2 separate regions of the Homo sapiens genome follow, and region 2 is linked to region 1. A link is an interaction called in ENCODE POLR2A ChIA-PET data of the cell type or tissue named here. Cell type or tissue: HepG2. All regions are shown on one strand. Each heading gives the region's core, and the rest is flanking DNA. Links, peaks and the distances in the headings are about the cores only. Region 1 has its middle 61 kb from the start of C9orf50. Region 2 overlaps LOC105376291 (a long non-coding RNA gene).

What was found. ChIA-PET counts read pairs that join two places held together with the same protein. Peaks named below come from ENCODE experiments on the same cell type or tissue, not always from the same donor. Only the 100,000 strongest peaks of a DNase experiment are listed, where the experiment ranks them.
Region 2: POLR2A ChIA-PET joins it to region 1 with 5 read pairs; 4 of 35 experiments call an interaction of 5 or more read pairs at or near these places.

The regions. Positions count from the first base shown.
Region 1 is chr9:129,554,492-129,565,948 of GRCh38, reverse strand. No RefSeq gene overlaps it. Among named protein-coding and RNA genes, the nearest start is that of C9orf50, 61 kb to the left of the region's middle. RefSeq lists a cis regulatory region at 6,973-6,986 and enhancers at 6,907-7,051, 7,064-7,709, 8,358-9,003, 9,004-9,651, 10,299-10,946. In HepG2, for the core only: no CTCF peak of the experiment used is centred there; DNase peaks (open chromatin) are centred at 4,878, 6,988 and 8,348; H3K4me3 peaks cover 463 bases.
Region 2 is chr9:129,441,523-129,452,979 of GRCh38, reverse strand. LOC105376291 (a long non-coding RNA gene) reads right to left here. Exons shown (of 3, transcript NR_188645.1): 3 at 5,429-6,208. Among named protein-coding and RNA genes, the nearest start is that of LINC00963, 41 kb to the left of the region's middle. In HepG2, for the core only: a CTCF peak has its summit at 9,760 (motif pointing right); a DNase peak (open chromatin) is centred at 5,597; H3K4me3 peaks cover 47 bases; H3K27me3 peaks cover 1,092 bases.

The DNA.
Region 1 (11,457 bases), core at 959-8,958:
GCCCTGGGGGAACTGAGCCCTCACCTGACTGCAGTGGGTCCCGAAGGAGCCCAGGCATGTACCCGCTGGAGAGGGCTCTGTCTCCAGCTCCCCCAGGTCTGAAGAGCACACCTGGCTGGTTTCTGGGATTCCTGTGACTATAGAATGCACCTGCTGACAGGGGCCACTGAGAGAGAATTAGCCATGGCATCGCAGGATCAAAACCATCTGGTTGGCCGGGTGCAGTGGCTCACGCCTGTCATCCCAACACTTTGGGAGGCTGAGGGGGACAGATCACTTGAGGTCAGGAGTTTGAGACCAGCCTGGCCAACATGGTGAAACCCCGTCTCTACTAAAAATACAAAAAATATGCTGGGTGTGGTGGTGGGCACCTGTAATCTCAGCTACTCGGGAGGCTGAGGAAGGAGAGTCGCTTGAACCCGGGAGGCAGGGGTTGCAGTGAGCTGAGATCACAACACTGCACTCCAGCATGGGTGATAGAGTGAGACTCTGTCTTAAAAACAAACAAACAACAAAAAATACCAACCATCTGGTTGACGGGTGTGGTGGTTCACGCCTGTAATCCCAGCACTTTGGGAGGCTGAGGTGGGCAGATCACATGTGGTCAGTTCAAGACCAGCCTGGCCCACATGGTGAAACTCTGCCTCTACTAAAAATACAAAAAATTAGCCAGGCATGATGGCGCATGCTTGTAATCCCAGCTACTTGGGAGGCTGAGGCAGGAGACTCCTTGAACCTGGGAGGCAGAGGTTGCAGTGAGTTGAGATTGCGCCACTGCACTCCAGCTTGGGCGATGAGCGAAAGTCCATCTCAAAAACAATAACAACAGCAAAAAAAACACAAAACCATCTGGTCTTCTCCCTGGCCCTAGGAACACTGAGGCACACAGAAAATCAGTGACTCAGCCAGGTCTTCCAGTGTGGAGATAGAGCCAGGATTTCAAACAAGACCTGCCTACCTGGCTACAAGGCCACAAAGCCACGTGTTTTCCATGGCACCCACCTCCCTCCTGCCCTGTGTTTGCCCCCTTCATCAATATCTGACATCCCATCTGCCATCATGACACATGGGGGTGAGCAGAGGAGTGCAGGGAGGGAAGGAGAGGAGGAAGAGGAGAGTAGGAGGAAGATGAACTTCACGGAGCTGCTGGGCCCTGAATACCCATTCCCTAGCATGACACTCAAAGCCATGGCCAACCAGGCCCATCCTCAGTCCTGTTTTTCCCTTCCTCCCCTGCCCCCCGAACTGTGTCTCATTTCCAGCCACATGGGACACCTGGCCACTCCTCACACTCACCTCTCATACTCCTGCCCCTGAGGCTTTTCCTAGACTATTCCCGGTACTCTGCCTAGCAAACCTCTGTACCAGGGATCAGACACGCAGCTGTGAGCTAGGGGGGTCATGGCCCTGGCCCTCATAGTTTTCAGTGAAGGCGACACATGTATATCTGGGTGAGTATCTGGAGGAATGCGTGTGTGCACCTTTCGTTAGCCTTTTTTTTTTTTGAGACAGGATCTCTGTTGCCTAGACTGGATCACGGCTCACTGCAACCTCCATCTGCCCGGCTCAAGGGATCCTCCCATTCAACCTCCCGAGTGGCTGGGACGACAGGTGTGTGCCACCATGCCTGGCTAACTTTTATATATATATATATATATTTTTTTTTTTAAGAAATGGGGTCTCACTATGTTGCCCAGGCTGGTCTTGAACTCCTGACCTTGTGATCCGCCCGCCTCAGCCTCCCAAAGTGCTGGGATTACAGACGTGAGCCACCGTGCCTGGCCTAGTTAGGCTTTTCTAAGCATGAGGACACGTTGCACACACGTCTCCGTATGTATATAAGTGTATGTGCATTGTGACCATAATGGACACGACTGTTGTAAGGGTGAAGGGAAAGCTTCTCCTTCACCCTTGAAGGTTTGCTGAAAAATCACCTCACAAAAAGTCAGATTAGGCCGGGCGCGGTGGCTCACACCTGTAATCCTAGCACTTTGGGAGGCCGAGGTGGGCGGATCACGAGGTCAGGAGTTCAAGACCAGTCTGACCAATATGGTGAAACCCCACCTCTACTAGAAATACAAAAATTAGACGAGTGTGGTGATGCACGCCTGTAATCCCAGCTATTCAAGAGCCTGAGGCAGGAGAACCGCTTGAACCCAGGAGGCGGAGGTTGCAGTGAGCCAAGATCGCCCCATTGCACTCCAGCCTGGGTAACAGAGCGAGACTCCGTCTCAAAAAAAAAAAGTTAGATTGATACAAAAAAAGGATATAAATTTATTATTCCATTGCACATGGGGAGAGTCAGAGTGACTGCCCCATATCCCAGTGGGATACAGATGCTTGCATACCCTACTTCTTAGGGGAAAGGGATATCGGGAAGCATGGGTGACTTTAAGGGGATAGTAAATGATTTTTAGGGTCTGGCACGGTGGCTCACGCCTGTAATCCCAGTACTTTGGGAGACCGAGGTGGGTGGATCACAAGGTAAGGAGATCAAGACCATCCTGGCTAACACAGTGAAACCCCATCTCTACTAAAAATACAAAAAATTAGCCAGGCATGGTAGCACGTGCCTGTAGTCCCACTTACTCAGGAGGTTGAGGCAGGAGAATCGCTTGAACCCAGGAGGCAGAGGTCGCAGTGAGCTGAGATCGTGCCACTGCACTCCAGCCTGGGAGACAGAGCAAGACTGTCTCAAAAAAAAAAAAAAAAACAAAAAAACCCGAATTTTTGGGGAATTCGATGGGCTCAAAGAACATCCAATGGTAAGTCTATTCAGCCTGCAGAGCAGACAATCATTTGTGACAAAAGTCTGTCCAGATTCGTTGACCGACTTTGTCTTCCTTCCTGTGATATGGGTTTAGTTACTGAAAACTCAGAGAAGGGCCCAGAGGTCTTTGTCTTCTTCTTTGGTAGGTCCGGACTCTAGGCAGATAAGGGAACCTCAGCCTGTGCTTTGGAAGAGGTGGAAGATTGAGAGACAGGAGCTGGGTGGGCGGGGGGACAATTGTTCTCCTCAGTGGATCTGTCTGGTCCTTAAGCAGGGAGGGGAAAAGTCTCTTCTAGCATCTATTGATCTCTAAGGGTCTTTAATTCTAAACACTCATGATACCAGGGAGCCGTATTGGGGGATAAAGTTCCCTGCATTCCTTCGCTGTGTCTGTGTAATGCTGACTGCATGGACAGATGTAGAAACACGAATAGCTCCATGCATGCACAATCATGAATATGTTCGCGTGCATGTGAGCATTTACGTATATGTGCATCTTTGTGGACATTTGTATGTGCATCTTACATGTGCCCATGTCTATCCATTTGTACTTGGTTTTCAGTGCACATTTGCGAGCGGGTGAAAATTTCTGTGAATGTTTATAAGCACATGGAACGGGCATCTTTGTGGCTGCGGGAGTTGCACGGGTGCGTATGTAATGGCTGTATGTACATCTGTACGTTTAATGTGCAGTTGCATGCATAGTGCCATGCACAATCTCTGTGCACACCTTTGTGGTTTCTTTGCATATGCATCTGTGTCATTCCCCTTCACACACGTGTGTCTGTGTGGGTATCTTCCCCTGAGTGCACGAACATTTCTGTGGGTGCTTGTGCCTCTGTGCACATTCTGAGAGGTGCCCTGGGTGTGTGCAAGGGCACACTCATTAGGGGTCACAGCACACTGCCTGCCATGGGGAGGAGCGTGCTTTTCCGGGTTTGCTGGAGGACAGAGAGAATGGGGTGGAGCTCGGCTGCTGGTTGCCTGATGGGGGATGCTGAGGGAGGCAGAAGCCATCCAGCGCCACCCAGCTGCCCCTCACCCCTGCCTTCCCACTGCCCAGCTGGGGTTCAGGAAAATGGCTTCCTCCTGCTTCCCGCAGGCCTGCAGGGCTGGTAGGGGCGGGAGCCTGCCGCAGCCTCGAGCAGGCTGAGATCTCCTGGGGCCCTTGCCAAGGGAGCCTCTCAAGCGCCTCTGAGGTTACTGAGCCGTGCTGCGCTCCTGTGTCCACTGCGTGCGCTCGTCGCAGCTGCGCCTGGGCCTCTTTTCTAAAGGTGCCGTGCTCCAGTGGCCGGCTGTGGATCCTGGCTTCTCTCGAGTTTTTCTCCATCTCACAGCCCTGGCTTCAAAGTGCAGGCCGGGGGTGGGCCAGGGCTCTCCTCTTCCGCAACTGGAGCTGCCCAGGCAAGCCAGACACACAAGCATGTCCGTCCTTGGGCTGCATCCTGGCTGACAGCGATGTAGCCCCCGGTGCAGAAAATCAGCTTGCGGGCGATATCTCAGTAATTCAGAACACTTTACCCCAACCCCGAACACCCTCTCTCTGTGTTCCTGTCACCCCTGCACCGGGGATCAGCTACTCACCTTCTGGTGTGACCCCTCATCCTCTAAAGACCTGGGGTCACCCAGAGTCCTCTCTCCCCACTCAGAGTGTCCCTTCTGGGTACCCAGAAAGACACCCTGGCCGACACGCTGGCCTCTCCCTTCCTGCACCCCATCATCCTCAGGGACCTCCACTGTGCCCCCTGTACCACAGACACCCTGACCTGATCACTGCCTCCTCGGCCCCATTCTGAGGTCTGAAGGTCAGATATCCCTAGCTCCACACTGCCCCTGGCCACCTAGCCCTCACTGTCCTCAGAAGCACTTTAAGCTCACCCCCCTCTTCCAGAACCCTCTGTCCCCACAGATCCCACCCCTCCCAGAACTCCTCATGCCTACCACTTTCCATACAATATCCTGTGACAGTTCCGCCCTGGTGCCAGCCCCAGCTGGGGGAACCCAGACCAGCCTCACCAGACTTGACCTTTAAGCAATGGCCTTGTCACTCTAACCCAATCTCTGACACGTATCCTTCGGTTTCCCTGCTGGCTCTCTGCAGGTCACTCATGAGGCCGCCCACGTGGCGCTTGTTGCTTCACCTCTCGAGTAACTGACGGTATGTTCTGGCCCTCAGCTCTCCCGGGCAGTGTCCATCACACTCATGGCTTCCTAGACTTCCATCTCCGGTCTAATCACCTTCCGAACGCCAGAACCATCACGTCTGCTGCCCTTGAACACCTCCCCTAGGTGTCCCTGTGGGCCACCCAGGTTCCCTCCACCCCAGTCTTCCCCACCTGCTTCTCCTTCATGCTTCCCTCTCAGGGAGTTTGAGACCAGGCTGACCAACATGGAGAAACCCCGACTCTACTAGAAATACAAAATCAGCTGGGTGTGGTGGCGCATGCCTGTAATCCCAGCTACTCGGGAGGCTGAGGCAGAATTGCTTGAGCCTGGGAGGCGGAGGTTGCAGTGAGCCGAGATTGCACCATTGCACTCCAGCCTGGGCAACAAGAGCAAAACTCCGTCTCAAAAAAAAAAAAAAAAAAAAAGTAAAAGTAAAAGAAAGTCAATCACCAATAATGCTGGAATATGTCAACTTTTCTCCCACCTCTTGCCACTGATCCAGACCCCATTCCCTCTGCCCGGGTGATCCCTTATAGCTACCCAGGGCTGCGGCTTTGCTCCATTCAAGCCATTTTCCACGCAGCAGCAGCCAGGGCCGTCTTTCCAGAGTGTATTAGGTTGGTGCAAAAGTAACTGTGGTTTTTGCAATTAAAAGTAATTGTAGGCCAGGCACAGCGGCTCATGCCTGTAATCGCAGCACTTTGGGAGGCTAAGACAGTTGGATCACTTGAGGTCAGGAGTTCGAGACCCACCTGGCCAACATAGTGAAACCTGGTCTCCACTAAAAATACAAAAATTAGCTGGGCATGGTGGCACACGCCTGTAATCCCAGCTCCTGGGGGGGTGGGGGGGCAGGGCTGAGGCAGGAGAGTCGCTTGAACCCAGGAGACGACAGCTGCAGTGAGCTGAGATCACGCCACTGCACTCCAGCCTAGGCGACAGAGTGACTCTGTCTCAAAAAAAAAAAAAAAAAAGGAATTGCAAAAACCGCAATTACTTAATAGATCTGACCAAGACTCTCCCCAGGTTCAAACCCCGGCTTCAAACCTTTTGCTCCTTATAGTCTTTTTTTAAAACTCTTATCTGTGGCTCATTGTGTCTCAAGACAGCCAAGCAAACCGAACTGCTAGGAATTTTCCCAATGGAACATTCTCTCTGCAAGTCCTTTGCTCTTGCGGTTGCTCCTCCAGGAGCTCCTGCCTCCCTCTTCTCTTCCCTTCCTTGAGGCTCAGCATGGGAGAGGCCCTGCTGCAGGTGCCCTCTGACCTCTCAGGTAGGGGAGGGGGCCTCTGTCCTCTGCAAACCTGCGCTGAGTGCTCTGGATGGTTCCGTCCCTTGGATTGGGCCTCCCCAAGGGCAAGACCCTGCCTGGTTCACCCTGGCCGCTCATGCAGAGGCCTGCCTAACATAGCTGCTGAATGAATGAATGAATGAATTGAATTGAATAATGGACAAAGCCCAACAGGGAGGGTTAGCATAAAGGGGAGACAGGCCAGGACTGTGGGTCAGCAGACCCTATCCTCCTCCCAGTCCCCCCAGCTTGCTGTGGGCTTCTTTCTAGCTGGTTACGGCTCTGAAGTTCTGTTTTATGCATGACAAAGTGGTCTCCAAGGCATCTGGCTCCAACTGCCACATGCTCACCCATTTCCACAGCCACATGGAGGGAATCACAGTCATGCTGAGCCCATCCTCCTTGGGTGACTGATGGAGAAACTGAAACTCAGGGGTGGGGTGGCTGTGGGTAGGGGAAGAGCTGGACCTAGCGTCGCTCAGCGCTGGAAGCCCACGTGCAAGGAGTGTGGAGAGAAAGGAGTCCCTCATGCCCTGTGTGCTGGAGTGGTGGCCTCCTGGGCTGGCCGGGGCCCTCGGGAGTTGGGGTCAGGACTTCTCCTGTCTGGTCCTTCCCCAGGATTCAGAACCTACCAATAGGGAGGAAGAAGAGCAGGGTCGCTCTGAATGGGTCACATATCCAACTGGGGGAGGACATTGCAGCGGGCAGCTCAAGGTCATCCCGAGGTCAGACTCTGTCCAGCTTAATTATTCATTAACCAGGCGAGTCCAGGCATTGAGTTAATGACCAGCACCAGGCTGGGGCCAGTTCCTCCCCGGAGGGTGGGCGTGACCTGCAAGGTCGGGGCAGCCTGCACCTGAGTAGTTGGTGGAGCATTCCTCCCTCTGTCCCTCCCTCCCTCCCTCCCTCCCTCCCTTCCTTCCTTCCCTCACCCTGTGCCTGGCGATTAGCAGGGCCCTGGAGTCCAGATGGGCAGGGGAGGGGGGCGGGGCAATGGAGACAAGGACAGCTCAAAGTGGTCTGTGCATGGCAGGGATGGCACAGGAGTGCTAGGGAGCCCAGGGGAGACCCCCGGGCAGTGTGGGTGAAATCAGCACAGCTGGTGGAGGGGAGACGTCCCGAGGAGCCCCGCAGGGTCCGTGCAACTGGCCCATATCCCACTGGTTTGGTGCCGTCAGGGTCCTTGGCAGGCTCCCAGCCCACTCCAGCCTGGCTCACCTTTGGCGGCACCCCCTTTTCCTCAGGGCTGTTGCCATCGAGATGACTTCTATCCTTGCTTCCCTTTCGCCGGGGCTCCCTGGGGACTGCCTCCAGTGGCCTGGCCGCCAGGCCACCCCATCCGCTGCGCCTGGCTGTCCTGCAGGGTTTGTGGCCTGGTGGCTGAGGAGGGGACTGAGGGTCCCCGCAGTGGAGGCTGGAGCAGGATGGCCAGAGGACAGTCCCCAGGGGAGTGAGCAGCCAAGGGGAGGGTCCCAGGGGGCGTCGGGGAGAGGGAGGCTCCGAGGACCCGGGCTGGTGGTCTTGTCCTGGCACTGGGACGGGATAGCCTGGGCTTGGGGATCTTGTGTGCTGGGGCCCCGGTATGCACGTGGGAATGGTGGGGTGGGAGAGGAGAGTGAGGCAGAGTTGGATGGAGATGAGTTTTCAGGGTGTGCAGGGTAAGAAGGAGACAGACAGGGAAAAAGCTAGACTGAGCCCCAGCGGACAGGGGTGAGGCGGGGACCACCATGGTGGGGATGTGGGGACAGGGTGTCTCTTTGGAAGGTGTTACGACCCCCCTGACAGCCAGGTCCCCAGCATGGGGGGCCAATCTGGATCCTGACCGGGTGGGCCTAGCACTGGCGCCCCCACTCAAGTAGGAACCCTCGAGAAACCAAGGGGAGAGGGGAGTGGGAGGTGGGCTTCGGGCTTCTGGGCCTGGAGGATGGGTGGTGGGGGTGAGGGTGGAAGCCCTGACCCCAGCCTGGCTGGGGTTGCCCTGGCAGGGGCGGAAGCTGCCACCGCAGCCCTGGGCCAGCCCCACCTCTCCCAACAAAGGCCCAGCGAGGAGAGGGCGTGTTTGTTCAGGCTGGAGGCTGGTGGGGGGCAGGAAGCGGAGTTTCAAAGCGGTGTCACCCTTTGTTACCCCCTCTTCAGTTCCACCTCCCGCCCCAGGCTGCATTCCAGAACCGGAGGGGGTCCTGCCCTGGGAGAAATCCGCTTAGCCAGAGGCTCGGGTTACATACAGCCCAGCTGCGGGCGAGGCCCAGGCCTTCCCAGACTGACACTGAGGGCTGCCCGGACTTTCCCAACTGCTAGACCTGCTCCTGGACCACCCTGTCCCCACCCTGGGACCCCCTTCTGGACCTTGGGCCTTAGGAGGGAGGAGGAAGGAGCCGGGAGGAGAAGAGAAGGGGGAAGGCCCCAGCCCCATCCTCTGTAGATGATGGGGGATGGGGTTTGGGTTGTTTTTCTGGAAGGGAGCGGGGACTGTTGTTTTCTGCCCCGAAGCTGACCTCGGAACAAAGCTTGCCAGGAGATTCCTGGTTTGAAGGAGGTGGGCTGTGGGGAGGGGGATTCTTTCTTTCCTTGTAGGCCACATAGTATCTTCTCTTATTTTTAGTACTTTTTCTTTTTAGTACTTTCTTGATGTATATTTTACGTTTGGTAAAATGCCCTGATCTTCAACGTATAACCCACAATTTCTTACATGTTTGTTGGCAAGACAGCCGATGGCTTCCATCCCTCCAGAGGGAACCGCCAGCCTGACCTCCATCACCACCGACAGTTTTGCCTTTTCACCCAACTGAAATCAGAGCACGCACTCTGCCTCTCCTGGTTTCTGCCCAGCGTACTATTTGGGACCTGTCCCTGTCCAGGCCTGTCTCCGTAGCCCTCCCCTGCCATTGTTCAGTAGTATTTCCCTGTCTGTTCATCCCCTTGCTAATGGCCAGGCCTATTGTTGCTGGTCCTGGGCAATGATATGTGAAGCGCTGTGGGTCACCTGTCTTTGAGGAGAGGCAGGGACTGATGTGACTTTTTATTCCCCAGTACCCCACCAGGAGCAGGCATTGACACAGGGCCCTGGCACATGCTGTTCTCTCAGCCAGGAGCCACTCCGCCCCCTGTCCTTGGAGTGACTGGCTCCTTCTCAGCTTTCAGGTCTCAGCCTAACCGTCACCTTCTCAGAGACACCGTCCCTGACCACTTGGTCTCACAGCATCTCCCATCCCTTCACCCCAGATCTTGTTCTTTGGTTCAGTTATCATGGTGGGATCCCGATCCCACCATGGATCCCGATCCAGACCCCAAGAGAGGGTTCTTGGATCTTGGGCAAAAGGCCGAGGCGGGTGGATCACCTGAGGTCAGGAGTTCGAGACCAGCCTGGTAAAACCCTGTCTCTACTAAAAATACAAAAAATTAGCCAGGTGTGGTGGCCAGTGCCTGTAGTCCCAGCTACTCGGGAGACTGAGGCAGGAGAATCACATGAACCTGGGAGGCGGAGGTTGCAGTGAGCCGAGATCTCCCCACTGTACTCCAACCTGGCGACAGAGTGAGACTCCATCAAATAAAAAAGGGTGGTTACTCCATAGACATAGCAGCCAGGGCTGCTTGTTGCCCACTTTAATGGTTATTTCTTGATGATATGCTAAACAAGGGCCTTCCCAGCCTGAGACGGAGGGCCGCCCGGACTTTCCCAACTGCTGGCCCTGCTCCCGGCAGTTCATGCCTCCCCTTTTTAGGTTATATAGGGCAACTTCCTGGCGTTGCCATGGCATCTGTGAACTGTCGTGGCGCTGGTGGGAGTGTAGCAGTGAGGACGACCAGAGGTTACTCTCATCACTATCTTAGTTTTGTTGGGTTTTAACCAGCTTCTTTATAGCAACCTGTTTTATCAGCAAGGTCTTTATGACCTGTGCCTTGTGCCGACCTCCAGTCTCATCCTGTGCGACTTAGAATGCCTTAACCATCTGGGAACGCAGCCCGGTAGGTTTCAGCCTGATTTTACCCAGCCCCATTCAAGATGGAGTTGCTCTGGTTCACATGCCTCTGACAGTGGGGCCTTTATTGCTATTTGCTGCCATCTTATCCCTGTGCTATTTCTTTTCTGTGGTCCCCACCAGAGATTTTGCATCCCAGTGCCCAGCACAGGACTTGGCACGGGATGATTAATCTGTGGGTTCATCTGTAGGCATTGGGTGGTGCAGACTATGCTGGGCTGAGAAATGCCTGGCCCTGTGCTTGCTGGATGCGGCAGAGACCAGGAAGAGGTGGACACAGCCCCTCACACTCTAAGCCTGGTTGAGGGGGGGCTCAGGCTCCAAGCCCCTGTCCCTGTCCCTGCAGTGAATGGTCTTTTGCAAACAAGAACCAAACATCCTCCTTTTTTTTTTTGAGATGAGGTCTTGCTCTATTGCCCAGGCTGGAGTGCAGTGGTGCAATCATAGCTCACTGCAGCCTCGACTTCCCAGGCTCAAGGGATTCTCTCACCTGAGCCTCCTCAGTAGCTGGGACTATAGGCATGTGCCACCACGCCTGGCCAATTTATGTATTTTTTGTACAGATAGGGTTTTGCCATACTGCCTAGGTAGTCTTGAACTACTGGACTCAAGTGATCATCCCACCTCAGCCTCCCAGGCATGAACCACCTCGCTGGCCTGCCCTTCTGTTTTATCAGTGTGTAGCGGCACTGGATTGGGGGATGAGCCAGCTCTAGGTGCCGGCCTTGTTTAGGCTCAGCCAATTCCTTGGCAGTTGATTGGTTCAGGAGCTCTGGTCTAAGCCAATCAGCACACAGCAGCATCTCCTGGGGATCTAGGTTGGTCCAGGCTGGACCCAGGAGGCCCTCTCTCCCTCCTGCTGGGCTCAAGGAAGGAAGCAGGTGGCCTCCGCTGCTCCCTGAGGAATAAGCTCCCACTGAAGAAGGGACTCCAGAGGACTGCCCACCTCTGGGCTTCCTGTTGTGTTGTGCCATGTGATATCCTTATTGCTTAAGCTAGCCGGGGTCAGATTTCCTGTTACTTACAGCCAAAAGCATCCCCTCTGAGGCAGCGTGCGGAAAAGGAAGCCATGCCATCCAAGCAGACTCCCCTGTGTGGCCCTCAGGCCTCGAAGACCTGGTCCCACCTTCTCTTTCCTTTTTTTCTTTTCTCTTTACTTTTTTTTGAGACGGGGTCTCGCTCTGTCACCCAGGTTGGAGTGCAGTGGTTCGATTTCAGCTCACTGCAACCTCCATCTCCCTGGTTCAAGC
Region 2 (11,457 bases), core at 1,781-9,780, 110 kb after region 1:
AGGGCCATCCAGTTGCATTCTGGCAGTCACTTCAGAGCGGGTGGCCCACCAGAGCACAGGAGACGCTACTTAGGCTGGAGTGGGCAGCAGGGCCAGGCCGTGGAGCTGGGACCACCTGCCCGGCATGGAGCAGGGCCAAGCGAGAAGGGAACGTGGAAGGTACAGAAGGCCAGGTCCTCGTCCTCTGGCTGTTTACCACCGGCCCTTCCAAACAGGCCTGTCCCCCACGTCCCTCCAGGCTTCCCAATCCTTTGAACTCCCAATATGCTCATAGTTAAAACCTGCAGTTCCACCCCTGCAAGCTTTCTGTTGCCGTGTGTGCATTCCAGCTTCTTTGGGCAGGGCTGTGCCTTATCCTTCTTGGTGTCCTGCCCCATGTACTTGGCCAGAGCCCCCCAAATATTCAAGAGATAAAAAATACAGGTGGCCAGGCACGGTAACTCATGCCTGTAATCTCAGCACTTTGGGAGGCTAAGGTGGGAGGATTGCTTGAGGCCAGGAGTTTGAGACCAGCCTGGGCAACAAAGTGAGAACCTGTCTCTCTATAAAAACAAATCAACAAACAAAAACACAAAAAATATGAAACCTCCCCCTAAAGCCTCCTCCTCCTCTTCTTCCTCTTGGGGCTCCTGAGTATTGGCCTTATCCCCTTCCTCTCTCCCCAGCACCCCGCCATATCCAGTCACCAGCATCTAATGATTCTGCCCGCAGCACACCTGGACTCTCCACCATCCTCGCCCTGCCTGGTCACCTACATCGGCGGGAATGGCAGCCGCCTTCTCTCTGCCCTTCCTGCCTCCAGGCCACACACACAGTGCAGTCAGAGGAGTCTTTCTAACACATAAGCTGGGCCACGTCCCCCTCTCCATTGTCATGCCTCCCGCTGCCCTCTGGATAAAGTCCTAAATCCCCGCCACAGCCTGAATGACCCTTCCCAGGCTGGCCCATGTCCACTCCTCTGGGCTCCAGGTTCATCCCTCTAAGACATGAGAGCCATCCAGTTCATTGCCGTCCACACTGCGTCTCTGAATCCACAGTCCTGGCTCCTGCCCCTGGGCCATCTTGGCTAACAGCCTAGAAGAGTCCCGAGTCTTCAACTGCCTGGTCAGACCCCCACATCATCCCGTCCCCGTGAGCTGGGAACCAAGTCCGTGTCCTCCACACCACGTCCAACACCTGACTGGCCCTGGGGCAACAAAAAATCTTGCACTGGCTGCCTGAATATTAGAGTTTACCCCCCAGGCCCTCCCTCCCTGGGTCTGACCGTTCCCGTTTGCTGTTTGTGCCTTAAACCAAAGCCAACTGCTTGGCCTCTTCTCTGCCTACAAAACATTTTTACCGATTTTATGGCTGCGAAAATTTCCTTCCTGTCTTCACATTCACAGGAAAGAGAGAGCCCTGGCCCTGACTCAGAATTGGATTGTAGCTGGAGGCGTCCTCTCCAAGCCGGCTCCAGAGAAAGGGTTTATCTGTTTGTTCCTTGACCTTGAGCAGCCACTGAGGCAGCCAGAAAGAGGAGAGGCAGGAGCTGGGAGGAGAGCGAGGAGCAAAGCTGGGGACCCTGCGCTCTGCCCCGAGGGACCCACCAGCCAGGTGACCGGAAATAAGTCGGAGGGAGGAGGCAGCCGTGCTGTGTGCAGGGCCAGGGCCACGGAGGCCCAGGGGGACGTGAAGCAGCGCCTCTCTGCTGTGGCCCTGCAGGTCCGTGGGCTGTGCTGCCTGCCTTTCCCCATCCCCGGTCCCCCTGGAAACTGAACAAAGAACTGGAAGGAGACGTCAGCCATCCAGGCAGGAGCCGACCCTGCCCAGCCATCCTGGGGCAACTGCGGCTGTCACAGACCCTGCCCCAGTGGAGGGAATAGCCCCAGGCAGTCTGACCTTGTCCACAGCGAGCTTCCACACTAGGGGTGGCGGCACCGGCAGGGGCAGGAGATAGAGAAAGAGACAAAGAAAAGGAACCCTTCTCAAAAAGGCCTCTTCCTCCTTTCTGCTCCTGGTGCGTGACTAAAATGTAACCCAGACATTTATTGAGCACCTTTGTCTGTGGTATCCTTACCCTCAATGGGCCAACCGTCTTTTCTTCAGCTGAATTAGGGGCAGGCTTAAAGTGGGAACTGTTTTATTTTTGCCAAAAGAATCTCATTGTTATTACATAAGTAATGCATGCCTATTGTAGATATTGTAGAAAATATAGATGAATCCAATGAAGAAAATATAACCACTCACTCTTTTTTTTTTTATATTAGAGACGAGGTTTTGCCATGTTAGCCAGGCTGGTCTCGAACTCCTGGCCTCAGGCAATCCACCCGCCTTGGCCTCCCAAAGTGCTGGGATTACAGACATGAGCCATCGCACCCGGCCTAATACAACCACTGTTAATCCCATCCCTTATCGATGACCCTCTTTGGTTGGCCCCCTTTGGTATTTGGAGGGGTTGGGTCTCCTCCTGGTCCTCTGTATCTGACATTTGCTTCGAGCCTTGCACACAGTGGACATGGAAGATGACTTTATGGCTGATCACTTATCTGTGTATTCATTCTTCACTAACCCAAGGAGTATTCACTGAACCCTCAGGAGGTAACCATTTAGTGGTGTTTTAAATTCTTTGGGAGGGGACTGGGCACATTGGCTCACATCTGTAATTCCAACACTTTGGGAGACTGAGGCGGGTGGATCACTTGAGCCCAGGAGTTCGAAACCAACCTGGAAAACAAGGCGAGAACTTGTCTCTACTAAAAATACAAAAATAATTAGCTGGGCGTGGTGTTGTGTGCCTGTAGTCACAGCTACTCAAGAGGCTGAGGTGGGAGGATTGCCTGAGCTTGGGAAGTCGAGGCTGCAGTGAGCTGAGATTGTGCCATTGGCCTCCTGCCTGGGTGACAGAGTGAGACCCTATCTCAAAAAAAAAAAGAAAAAAAAATGGCCAGATTCGGTGGCTCATGCCTGTAATCCCAGTACTTTGGTAGGCCGAGGTGGGCGGATCATGAGGTCAGGAGTTCGAGACCATCCTGGCCAACATGGTGAAATCCTGTCTCTACTAAAAATACAGAAATTAGCCGGATGTGTTGGCGTGCGCCTGTAATCCCAGCTACCCAGGAGGCTGAGGTAGGAGAATCGTTTGAACTCGGGAGGCGGAGGTTGGAGTGAGCTGAGATGGCACCACTGCACTCCAGCCTGGGTGACAGAACAAGACTCCATCTCAAGAAAAAAAAAAAGTGATAAAATAAGCATAAATAACTTATTTGGGAGTGGAGAGAGATGTGTGGAAACCCAGACTGGTGCCCGTGTAACCCAAATAAAAGCTGGGCTTCCATGTAGTTCAGTCGCTGCCTCCTGGGACCTGATAATCCAGCAGTCACAAGTCATTTAAACGAACTTTCTGAATGTCCTTGTGACTCCCGAAGAGCCTCAAAGGGGCCGAATTCAAACCCCACAGCAACAGCTCTCACCAGCGCCCGTTTCCTTGCTCCGGTTCTCTCCATTAGACTGGCTGTTGTTTTGCGCATGCTGGAGGCTGCCTGACAGTCCTGACACCAGCCTGCATTCTCCCCTTCTCCCTCGAATATTTGTTATGTAATGTGTTCAGTGGGCAGACCCTTCCCCGCCCGTCCTCATGATCCATGCCCCTCTGGTGAGTGGTTCAGAGCCCACGCTCTGGAGCGAGACCCTCTGGGTCCAAATCCTGGCCCCGCGAGTCACACGCTGTGACTTGACCCCGCGCTACCCAAGGCGCGGTCCGAGGATCAGTGCTGGGCCACACACTGTTTGTGGACACGACACGCTAACTATAGAACTGAGGATAAGCATTTAGCAACTTTCATAGCAATTTGACACTGCCTACATCCCATTGTGACTGTGTATATTATAAAAATATCATTCCTGACAGATTGGAACATTTTTTCTCGAAGTTCCTTCATCACAGATAGTTTGGGAAGCACGGATTCAGCCTACTGTGTGCCTCAGTTTTCTCACTAGTGAAATGGGAATAATGATGGTCTGTAACCTCACCACATCCCTGAGAAAGTGTAAAGGAGTAAAATTAGGGAGGGCTCTGAGGCTGGGGGCTGGGCATTGCAATCGCTCAGTAAATGTCAGTGTCACTATCATTTTGACACATTCTCCAGATTCTGCATTACAAACACCAGATTCTCCTCTGAGGGCAGAGGAGGAATTGTTGGGGAGAGAGTGGACCCCATTCAGTGTATCCTACCCCACCCCAAGTTCCTATAGCTTTTAGCCAATCCTTGAGATTGGAACACCTCTATCACTGCATCCAAAACCTTTCAGGTTTCCAAAGGAACTACTGGGTAGTTTATTCATCCACTTAACAAATATCTAGGGCCAGCACCATGGCTCACGCCTGCAATCCCAGCATTTGGGAGGCTGAGGTGGGCAGGTCGATTAAGCCTAGCAGTTTGAGACCAGCCTAGGCAAGATGGCAAAAGCTCATTACTACAAAAAAAAAAAAAATGCAAAAATGGCTGGGCACGGTGGCTCACGCCTGTAATCCCAGCACTTTGGGATGCTGAGGAGGGCAAATCACCTGAGGTCAGAAGTTCGAGACCAGCCTGACCAATATGGAGAAACTCTGTCTCTACTAAAAATACAAAATTAGCTGAGTGTGGTGGTGCATGCCTGTAATCCCAGCTACTCAGGAGGCTGAGACAGGAGAATAGCTTAAACCCCGGAGGCAAAGTTTGCAGTGAGCTGAGATTGTGCCTTTGCACTCCAGCCTGGGCGACAGAGCGAGACTCCGTCTCAAAAAAAAAAAAAAAAAAAAAAAGCAAAAATTAGCCGGATGTGGTAGCGTGCACCTGTGGTCCCAGCTACTCGGGAGGCTGAGGTAGGAGGATCACCTGAGCCCAGGGAGGTCGAGGCTGCAGTGAGCCATGATTGTGCCGCTGCACTCCAGCCTGGATGACAGAGAGAGACCCTGTCTCAAAATAAAATTAAAAAATAAAATAAAACCAAATATCTATAGCCCACGTACAGGGTGAGAGCTGGAGAGTCTAGTGGTTAGGAACTTTGGAGCAAGATGGCCCTGGGGTCCAGTCTTGGCCCTGCCACTTACTACCTGAGTGGCCTTGGGCAACTCACTTAACCTCTCTGAGCCACAGTGTTCCCAGAAGAGAGTCAGGAGGAGTCCTAAGCTCGGGACTCAGTTCAAAGCTGAGATTTGGCCTTCAATGTGCACATACCTGCAGAAAGCCTGGCCACCCCAGACACTCACTACATCCAGGCTTGGATTTACAGGCTGTGGTGACCTCCCAGGTTCCCTACCCTCAATGAGTTCCTGTGGATTAAGAAGGAACGGGTGGTGCCTTGACATATCAAACTTGTCAGGTGTTACTTCTAGAAAAATAAATGAATTTAAGGGCTTTGAATATTTGAGAATGGAGAGATTTAAAAATGTAAAGGTTTCTTAAGATGGATAGAAGACTTACCAATTGGATTTGTATTCTGTGGAACAGGGAGGCTTGTGTGAGGCCTCTCTCTAGAAAACGCAGCTCTGTTTAAAGGGAAAAGTGCAGGCAGGCTGGCCAACCCACGTGATGGCTCTTGAAGCTTCTCTTTTGAATGGCCTGCTAGGACTTGGGCTCCGGATTCACTGGCTAACGCAAGTCACGTGGCCAAACATGATTTGGTGGGGAGGGGAAGTGTACCCAGCACTGGATGCTCTGCATGTCACGTAGCAATGGGGCAGGATGGATAATCCTCTCACTGAGGGGATGGTGAATAACTGGAAACAGTGACCAATCTGCTGCCGTTCACCATCTTGGTTGCAAATATCACTCCCGTCTCTTGCATGGGCGTGGTGGATTGGAGATGGCTGCAGATTCTTAGTCATTACTCTCAGCAAGACCTGGAGTCTTTTCCTCCTCCCCTTGGATCTGGGCTGACTCCAGGACTGGCTTTCATCAACAGGATGCAGCAGAAGCGACGCTGTGTGACTTCCGAGGCTGAGGCTGCAGAGATTTGAGGCATCTGCTCTCACCCAGCTTGAAGTGCTTCCTCTTGGAAGCCAGCCACCGTGAAAAACCCCGCCATGCTGTGAGGAAGCCCAAGAGAGCTGCATGGAGAGAAGGGCCTGTGGAAGAGCCCTGAGGTGCCACTCACATGAAGTGAACCTTTGTGGACCTTCCAGCCCAGCTACCAGCAAAACGCAAGCAGCGAGTGTCCCCAGTCAACGCTTCTCTCTATAGGAGACCTGTAAATGGGGTGGCGGGGGGAGCAGGAGGAATTTTCTGATCTCACACACTGTTATGAGTTGAATTGTCTCCCCACCCAAATTCATATGTTGAAGCCCCCACCTTCAGTACTTTACAAAGTAATGTATTTGGAGATAATATCTTTTTTTTTTTTTTTTTTTGAGACAGAGTCTCACTCTGTCGTTGCTCAGGCTGGAGTGCGGTGATGCGATCTCAGCTTGCTGCAACCTCTGTTTCCCGGGTTCAAGAGATTCTTGTGCCTCAGCCTCCCGAGTAGCTGGGATGAGAGGCGTGGTGTTGCATGCTAATTTTTTAGCTTGGACTACTATTTTTGTATTTTAGTAGAGACCGGGTTTCACCATGTTGGCCAGGTTGGTCTTGAACTTCTGACCTCAAATGATCTTCAAATTTTTTGTAATTTTTTAGCGTGGGCTAGTTTTTTTGTATTTTTAGTGGAGAGGGGGTTTCACCATGTTGGCCAGGCTGGTCTGGAACTTCTGACCTCAAAGGATCTGCCTTCCTTGGCCTCCCAAAGTGCTGGGATTACAGGCGTGGGCCACTGTGCCTGGCTGGAGATAAAATCTTTAAAGTGGCAATTCAATTAAAATGAAGTCGTCAGGGTGGGCCTTAATCCAATGTGTCTAGTGTCCTTATAAGAAGGAAATGTGGACTCACAGACTGAGGCGTCAGGCAGGTGTGCACAGGCAGGAGGCCACCTGAGGACACAGGCGAGCCAGGGAGGGAGGGCCTTGGAAGAAACCAGCCCTGCTGGCACCTTGATCTTGGACTTCCAGCCCCCAAAGCTGTGAGAAAATACATTTTTATTATTCAAGACACCCAGTATGTGGTATCTCGTTATGGTGGCCCCGGCAAAGTAATACACTCAACATACAATGGTGGAATAGGATGACCCACAAACGCTCTCCGTTGGAAAGGAGAAGAACAAGACTGGGCGCAATGGCTCACGCCTGTAGTCCCAGCACTTTGGGAGGCTGAGGTGGGCGGATCACTTGAGGCCAGGAGTTCAAGACCAGCCTGGACAACATGGCGAAACCCATCTCTACTAAAAATACAAAAATTAGCCAGGCATGGTTGCATGCACCTGTAATCCCAGCTACTTGGGAGGCTGAGGCATGAGAATTGCTTGAACTCAGGAAGTGGAGGCTGCAGTGAGCCAAGATTGCACCACTGCACTCCAGCCTGGGTGATACAGTGAGAGCAAAGAAAAAAGAAAGAAAGAGAGAGAGAGAGAAAAGAGAAAGGAAGGAAGGAAGGAGGAAGGAAGGAAGGAAGGAAGGAAGGAAGGAAGGAAGGAAGGAAGGAAGGAAGGAAGGAAAGAGAAGAGGAGAGAAGAGAAGAGAAGAATAGAGGCGGTGTGGTGGCTCACACCTGTAACCCCAGCATTTGGGGAGGCCAAGGTGCGGGGGTCGCTTGAGCCCAGGAGTTTAAGACCAGCCTGGGCAACATAGCAAGACCCCGTCTCTACAAAACAATACAAAAATTAGCCAGGCATGGTGGTTCATGCCTGTAGTCCCAGCTACTCAGGAGGCTGAGGCAGGAGGATCACCTGAGCTGGGAGGTTGAAGCTGCAATGAACTGTCATCACACCACTGTATTCCAGCCTGGGCGACAGAGCAAAACTCTGTCTTAAAAGTTAAAAAAGGGCCGGGCGTGGTGGTTCACACCTGTAATCCCAGCACTTTGGGAGGCTGAGGCGGGTGGATCACCTGAGGTCAGGAGTTCAAGACCAGCCTGGCCAACATGGTGAAACCCCATCTCTACTAAAAATACAAAAATTAGCTGGGCGTGGTGGTGGGCACCTGTAATCCCAGCTACTCAGGAGGCTGAGGCAGGAGAATCGCTTGAACCCAGGAGGCAGAGGCTGCAGTGAGCCGAGACTGTGCCACTGCCCTCTAGCCTGGGTGACAGAGTGAGACTCCGTGTCAAACAAACAAACAAGCAACAACAACAACAAAAACAAAATTTAAAAAAAAGAAAGGAGAGGGGTGGAGCAGTAGCAAGTGCTGGTCCTCATGAGTTCTGAGTCCTGCTGGGTGGATTCGGCAAGTGCCACCTGCCCTGGGGAAAGAAACCCCTCGACCAGGCCCCATGGTGCTCTCTGGAAATTACTCCCGACTCCCCTGTTCTCCTGCCCTTGGGCCGTCCTCTGGGAGGCCTCCTTTTCTATAACCTCCTTGACCACACGGGATGAGGACCCTGGAGAAGAGGGTTTCCCTGGGGGCTGAGCAGCTTCCTCGGGCTGCTTCCCCGTTGGCGCCCAGAAGTGGTTTTGTGTTGTTGACGGTCACAGTCTCTTTTAATCCAGCTGACAGCTCTGCGGACAGTGCCACCCTCTTTAAAACTTTGTAACTTTTGCCCAATTGTTGTCACTCAGCTCTTTTTGCCAAAGATACACCCAAGGCCGGGTGCGGTGGCTCACGCCTGTAATTCCAGCACTTTGGGAGGCCAAGGTGGAAGGATCACCTGAGGTTGGGAGTTCAGGACCAGCCTGGCCAACATGGAGAAACCCTGTCTCTACTAAAAATACAAAATTAGCCGGGCATGGTGGCGCATGCCTGTAACCCCAGCTACTCGGGAGGCTGAGGCAGGAGAATCACTTGAACCCGGGAGGCGGAGGTTGCCGTGAGCTGAGATCGCACCATTGCACTCCAGCCTGGGCGACAGAGCGAAACTCTGTCTCAAAAAAAAAAAAAAAGACACACCTAACTTTCTTCTAGACATGGCTTTCTAGACAGAACTGTGGGCCTGCAAGCTTTTCTGAGGTTTCAACAAAGGGCGTGATGGCCACACCCTTGGTATGATCTTTACCCTGAGACTGAGTCTTAACTGGGCTCTATCACACAGAGTGTTTCTTAGTTTTATTATTATTATTTTCTTAAGCCCAGAATATTCTTTATTGACTATTTGTAGAGTATCCATTTTAAAGAGTCTTCACAGAAAGTTTAAAATTCATAATTAGCTGGGCATGGTGGCACATGCCTGTGGTCCCAGCTACTCAGGAGGCTGAGGAAGGAGGATTGCTTAAGCCCAGGAGGTCAAGGCTGCAGTGAGCTGGGATCGTCACTGCATTCCAGCCTGGGTGACAGAGTAAGACCCTGTCTCAAAAAAAAAAAAAAAGAAAAGAAAAGAAAAGGAAGAAGAAGAAGAAGAAAGAAAGCTTAAAATTCACAATTAGACTTCTCAAACAATACATTTCTGGGGACAGACAAAGTTAAATTTAAAACTCTTATCTGCTCCAAGATCATATTGTGTGTTCCAAGCACAAATATGTCAGAAATTTTTTCTAAAATGTCATTTGGCACTTGAGTCTTGCAGAAGCGACAAACTGCCAGAGGGGCAGGGACTGTGTCTGTTTTGCCCACTTATTATGCAAAAGAGCAGGATTTTCCAAAAATGGCCCTGGGTGCTCACTCTAGGTTGTCTGGGTGATGAACTGGCAGGATGGGGTGGAGAATTGGATCGCACCTTTTTCCAACTCGGGGATAAGTGGTTCGTGCCCAAGCACAGCTTCCCTGGCCCACCCCAGCCTTCTCCCAGCTGGGGGCACAGCACCCAAGCTCAGCCTCCTGCAGCACAGGTGGCCTCCTGCACGTGACAGTGTCTGGATCCTCCCACGGACTATGGACCTTTGGGCACTGGGCGCCTGGAGCACTCACTTAGTTGCTCTTTCATTGGACCGAGATGAGGAATAGTTGCCTTTTTCAATCCTGCAAATCCAACATTTCTGGATTTTCTCTTTCCCTTTCATTTCTGCTTGCAAGTAGGTTAATTCCCTTAGATCCCATCTCCTGTCTGTAGGGCCCTGTGAAATGCGGCGTATTCGTTTGCTAGGGCTGTGGTCACAAAGTCCTGGGTGGCTGAAACACAGAAACACATTGTTTCACAGTTTGGGAGGCTGGGAATCCAAGATCAAGGTGTCAGCAGGTTGGTTCCTCATGAGCGCCGTAGGGAAGGATCTGTTCCAGGCCTCCCACGTTGGTTTATGGATGGTTGATTTCTCCCCGGGGTCTCCATGTCATCTTCCCTCTGAACATGTCTGGGTCAAATCGCCTCTTTTTTTTTTTTTTTTTTTTTTTTGAGACAGAGTTTCATTCTTGTTGCCCAGGCTGGAGTGCAATGGTGCGATCTCGGCTCACTGCAACCTCCACCTTCTGGGTTCAAGTGATTCTCCTGCTTCAGCCTCCTGAGTGGCTGGAATTACAGGCGCAGGCCACCACGCCCAGCTAATTTTTTTTTTTTTTTGTATTTTTAGTAGAGACGGAGTTTCATCATGTTGACCAGGCTGGTGTCGAACTCCTGACCTCAGGTGATCCACCTGCCTCGGCCTCCCAAAGTGCTGGGATTACAGGCGTGAGCCACTGTGCCCAGCCTTTTTTTTTTTTTTTTTTTGAGACAGGGTCTTACTCTGTCACCCAGGCTGGAGTGCAGTGGCAAAATCATAGCTCACTGCAGCCTCGAACTCCTGAACTCAGGTAATCCTCCCACCTCAGTTTCCCAAGTAGCTAGGACTACAGGTGTAGCTTTTAAAGCTTCTGCTGGCCACTGATGTGTGGTCACTTCTGCTCACATTTCACTGGCCAGAGTAAGTCACATGGCCAAGCCTCGTCAGAGGGCGTGGAAGGACGTTCTGGGGACAGGATGGTATAACCTGCTTAGGAGAAGGAATTGCTGGGCACAACGGCACCATCTATCATCCGGCTGGCACTGGTTAAGGCTTACGTGTGTGGGGCTTTGTGCCAGCAGCTTCACACCCTTAGCTCATTGACTCCTCATGTAGCCCCATTTTATAGGTAAGAAAACTGAGGCTTTGAGAGGGAGAGAGACTTGCTCATCGATCATAAACAAGATTAACTGACAGACTGAGAAAATCCTGAAGGTCTACATGCTTCTCAGGTCTTGCCCCGTTCCATCTTCTTGAGGCCAGGGTGAGAAAATCCTTGGCCTAGGATGTAGCCCACGCGGAACACTCACAAATGGTAGTGGAGTTAAAGATCTGAGTTGAGGCCAGGCGCGGTGGCTCACGCCTGTAATCCCAGCACTTTGGGAGGCCGAGGCAGGTGGATTACCTGAGGTCAGGAGTTCGAGACCAGCCTGGCCAACACGGCAAAACCCTGTCTTAACTAAAAATACAAAAATTAGCCAGGCATGGTGGTGCATGTCTGTAATCCCAGGTACATGGAAAGCTGAGGCAGGAGAATCGCTTGAACCTGGGAGGCGGAGGTTGCGG